2 separate regions of the Homo sapiens genome follow, and region 2 is linked to region 1. Evidence: chromatin loops called from intact Hi-C (ENCODE). Cell type or tissue: heart right ventricle. All regions are shown on one strand.

The links. Hi-C counts contacts between places; a loop is a spot of excess contacts. Peaks named below come from ENCODE experiments on the same cell type or tissue, not always from the same donor. Only the 100,000 strongest peaks of a DNase experiment are listed, where the experiment ranks them.
Region 2: it touches region 1 in a loop (6-fold over the local background); 29 of 110 quality-filtered maps call a loop at or near these places.

The regions. Positions count from the first base shown.
Region 1 is chrX:68,997,062-68,999,561 of GRCh38, forward strand. No RefSeq gene overlaps it. Among named protein-coding and RNA genes, the nearest start is that of PJA1, 170 kb to the right of the region's middle. In heart right ventricle, no CTCF peak of the experiment used is centred here; a DNase peak (open chromatin) is centred at 1,070; H3K27ac peaks cover 997 bases.
Region 2 is chrX:68,937,869-68,940,368 of GRCh38, forward strand. No RefSeq gene overlaps it. Among named protein-coding and RNA genes, the nearest start is that of EFNB1, 110 kb to the left of the region's middle. In heart right ventricle, no CTCF peak of the experiment used is centred here; no DNase peak of the experiment used is centred here; H3K27ac peaks cover 1,417 bases.

The DNA.
Region 1 (2,500 bases):
ACGTGGTGGCACACGCCTGTAATCCCAGCTACTCGGGAAGCTGAGGCAGAAGAATCACTTGAACCCAAGAGGTAGAGGTTGCATTGAGCTGAGATCACACCACTGCACTCCAACCTGGGCAATAGAGCAAGACTCTGTCTTAAAAAAAGAGTCTAGGCTCTGGTGTACGGCTACCTGGCTTTGATTCTACCACCTGTTCCCTGCCAGCTGTGTGATCTTGGGCAAGTTACTTCACCTCCCATAGCCCCAGTTTCCTTGTCTGTAAAGTGAGGCTAATGATGGTATGTACTCTTAAGATTGTTATGAGGATTAAATGAGTTGATATGTGGAAAGTGTCTAGAACAGTGCCTGGTATACCATATACAATAATCCATCCCTGATAAGTGTTTTATGAGTGTTTTACCACTGTCCTCCATGGGCTCCCTTAGATGAAGGAGTGGAGAGAGGCAAGAGAGCTGGGTTTGGGAAATACAGGGCAGAGGGTCGCTCCAATCCCTGTAGAATTTAAGTCCTCCCACATTTGGACAATAGTATCAGGCGTCTTCCAGCAGGGAGCCCGAGTGACCCAGCAATTGCACTTCTGGGAATTCATCCTAAGGAAATAATGGGTCAAGAGAGCAAAGATGTATGTACCAGGATGTTCATTGCCATGGTGTCTATTATAGTGAAAAACAGCTTGCTTACATGAATTATGGCATATTCATACACAGTCACCATTAAAAACAACAATGTGGCTTTTTCAGTCCTGACAAGGAAAGAGATCCCTGATCTAGTTGTTAAGGAAAGAAATGCAGGTAGGCAGTGCCGGGGAGAGGAGGTCTTGGAGCATCAGGGCTAGAGAAGGGAACCCATTCATATTTCTGAAGCACCCCATAATGATTTACTATGAGCCTTCACTACTTTTCTAATTAAAAGAAAACAAGCAACAAAATTATTTCCATTTTGAAAACATAATCTCACAGTCTCAGAACCTCCAGCTGGAAAGTAGTCATCTGCATGAGGCCGCTGAGGATTTCCCTGGACAGGAGAGAACTTCCCACTTGGGAGCAGGCCCAGAATTTCTTCTCCCTCCCAGCCCTTCTCCCTGCCAAGAAGCAAGGGTGGAGGGGGGGCGGTGGGGGAGCAAAAAGGCCTGGTGGAGTCAGACAAACCTGGCTTTTGCTGCTAAAACAAAGTTTCAATACTACTGGCCAACATGACCTTCCTCATTCATTCATTCATTCATTCATTCATTCATTTGACAAATATTTATTGAGCACCAACTATGTGCCTAGACTAAGTGATGAGAACACAGCAGTAAGTGAAATAGACAAAAATCCTTGCTCTCATGGAGCTCCCATTTTAGTGAAGGCAGACAGACAGTAAGCAGGACAGATACTATGGGGAGTCTATGGGATGGTGAGAAGCACTATGGAGAAAAAGAAAACAACAAGTGAGAAGGGTGAATATGGTGCCAGGGTGGAGGAGCAATGCAAAATAGAGTGTAAGGGAAGGCCTCCCTGAACAAGTGAAATGGAAGTAAACACCTAGAGCAGGTGGAGAAAGCCATGTGGAGAATTTGGAGGAAGAGCACTCCAAGCAGAGGGAATAACCAAGTGCAATGGCCTTGAGGCGGGAGGGGTGTTTGGTGTATTAAAGTAGAAAAAAGAGGCCAAGCAGGCTGAAGCGGGAATACTGAAGGGGAGAGGAGGAGTAGATTAATTTCAAGAGGAAACAAGTGTGAAAGTAGATGGGACTTGGTAAGCCATGCTAAGGCTTTGGCGTTTACCCTGACTGCCATGTGGGGCCAAGGGCAGGGTTTTGAGCAACAGAAGTGACAAGGGCTAAACCTAAGCAGGTTGTAACAGGATCACTTTAGCTGCTGTCCTGAAAACAGACGGAAGTGGGAAGGGCCAAAGAGGGAAGCAGGGGACCAATTAGGAGGCTAAGACAGTAATCCAGGTGAGAGGTGGTAGGTGCCTCACACCAGAGTGGCAGTGAAGGTGGAGAGAGCTAATTGCTACCATAGTCGCTTTCTATTCTATTCTTTCTGCTCTAGTCTGCTTTATTTCTATTCTCCCCCAACTTCACAATGAGCTGTGGCAACCACTCTTCTACAGTAAGAATAAGACGTTCAGCATGTCCCAATATAGAAATACTTTTCTTAGCCCAGCTCCACCTCAACCTGCTGCCAGGTCCCTGCCTGCTCTTGAAGCCTAGGCTTAGACTGTCATCTCTGTGAAGGCAGGGACTTTTGCCTGTTTGGTTTACCGCTGTACCTCCAGTGCCTACAACAGTATCTGGTGATTACTTGGCACTGAATGAATGGATGGATGGATGGATGGATGGATGGATGGATGGACGAACAGTGCAGTGGAAGTCTAAAGAAGGGAGCAAGGAATTAAGCCTGACGGTGGGAGGAGGAGAGGGGTGGAGATGGGTGGACACGTCTGATTTGCCTATTCAGCCAAAGCCCTAGAGAGCAATCCTTAGCCTCAGAACATACCCGCAGGCACAGGTG
Region 2 (2,500 bases), 59 kb before region 1:
GTCATGTGATAGCAATAAAAATGGTGATAGGGATAGAGATGATCGTGGGAGTGGTAATAGTAATGGTTATGATAAAGACTGGAGCAATTAAACATGGTGATAATTATGATAGCCAAGAAACCAATAGATCTACTCACTGGGTCTGTATCTTCTACCTTACTTTTATTTAAATATTTTTCTGGCAATACTCTCCATCTTAGCTTTACTTTACTTTCCATCTTTCACTTTTTCTGATGAATTAGACAATTGAGCCAATCAATAAAGACATAGTGCAGCTGCTGGTGTCTAGAAGAGTAGTTGGGTTCTCTGGTTTCGTTTGTTGTTGGGAAAGTCATAATTTAGGTAGTATCATTCCCCCATTTCCACTAAAGTCAAAACAGGAAAGAATTGGCATTAGGAAATAAAGTTAAAAATTACAAAGAGCCTCCTGATGGTAAAGAATGCAACACTGAAAAGTTACCTGAGAATGGCCGTGGAATGTCCTACCTTTGAGGTGGCTTAAAACAAGACAGAGACCCCCACTGGCCTGTATGACTCATGCCTAAAGGCAGGGGGTGAACATAATGAGCTCTGTAGATTAGGACCAGTTTCAGGAGTCTGATTCTTTTGCTTGCTAGGCAGAAAAAGAAAGTGGATTTGTCTGCTGAAACCTGGGGTTCCACCTCTGAGGCTAATGGGTGAGGAGATGAGAAAAGAAGGGCAGGGAAGAGAAGAGGCAATGCATTCTGGCAGTTTAGAGAAATGTTAGAGTTCTTGTCCAGATTCTTTGTGGTTCTGAGTGGGAGGTGACCCAGGATGTGGGCCTTTGTGGTTCTGCCTCCAGCTTTGCATCTGCCAAGAGGCCGCCCTTCAGGGACATGGCTTTCCTGCCCCAGCCAGGCTGTGGTAAGAGGGAGGGGGAGAGGAAGGAAAGAGGGAGGGGACACTGCTCACAATTCCCGGGAGGAATCTGGTTTCTCCCACAAACTCTTGGAGCTCTTACCTCCCCCGCAGTTCCCCTTTCCCCTCCCTCTTCTCAGTTTCCTGATTTCTGAAGGCCACTCACTAAAGCCCCACCAGGGACAAGCTTCCTGCAGCAACTGGATGGGTACCAAGGCAGATGGTCACATGTCAAGGAAGGGGACACAGAATCTTGCCCAAATAACATAGGCTTTAGAGTGAGAAGCAGGGCCAAGTCATAACTCCATTACTTACACACTGTGTGACTTTAGGCCTAGCAAGGCCATTCTCTGAGCCTCAGTTTCTCCCTCTGTAAAATGGGAACTGACCTCACAGAGTTTTAGAAGGATTAAATGAGATAATGTATGTAAGGCGTCTAATACACTACTTGGCACCTAGTAGATATTCAAGAAATATTCATTTTCTTCCTCCCTTACCCCCATCCCTTTTAGGGGAGAGTAAACATAGCTTAATCCTCTTACCAGGCTTCTACCTGGGCACAGACCCTTCTCATCTCACTTGCTCTGCCATCTGAGGCTCCTCCCCACATCCTCCATGAGACTGGCGACATCCACATTTTAAGATTAAAGGGGCCATGCATCCCTTCTTAACTTGGGTGCTGGATTTGGAGTTGGAGGACTTGCTAATGGTGTGACCCTGGTAATTGCTTAACTTTTCTAGGCCTCAGTTTCCTCATCTGAAAATAGGGATAATCATCCCTGCTTTGCCAGCCTTGCAGGGTTGTTATGAGATTCCAATGAGATCATTCTTTGGGAAGTGCAAAGCAGTGGATATGTGTGGGTGTTATTAGCTCGGTCCAGGAGGGAGGGAGGGGAGGCTTAATCCCTGGAGACTGAATTAGCACCCACCTCAGGGGATTTTCTCATTGGGGACACCAGGGCCAAAGTATTCAGAGGTTCAGGGGTGGCTGGGGGCATAGAATTGGAGCTCAGCCATGAGGCTATCCATGTACAGCTTGGGTGGGGTGGGACGGGGGAGTTCATTTATGTCTTTTGGCATAAGTCACATGTAAATATGTCAATTATGGGGTTTGAGTCAACTGTCTGTGGACCGCTTGAGCCAGATGGCAACCCCAAAAGGCCGATGGCCTCTCTCCCTTTCTTTCTCCCACCTTCTGCTTCTCCTGAGGTCAGAACTTGAGTTGACCAGTGTCTGAAGTTGGCCGATTCTTCCCCACCTGCCACAGAGAATTGTCAGCTATGCCCTTGTGGGTGACCTGAAGTCTGAGTCGGGTTTTTGCTGAGTTGAGAGTTTTGACAGCTGCAGATATTGATGGTACTCTCTGCCCGCATGACACGGGCTCAGTGTCTGAGGCCTCACAGCCCTCAAGCCCGCATGGATAGCCTTCTTTCTCACATGCGTCCTTCTCCCTGGTTGTCCTCACCAATGGCCCACTCTTCTTTCTCACAGTAATGGCCAAGTTCTTCCCACCTTAAGGTCTCATCAGTGGGTCCTCTTCTTCCTGACCAGCATCTAATTCTCTACCCTCTTTTGGGGCAGCCAGGGGGCCCCGTGCCTGCCACATGCCCTAGGCTGACCA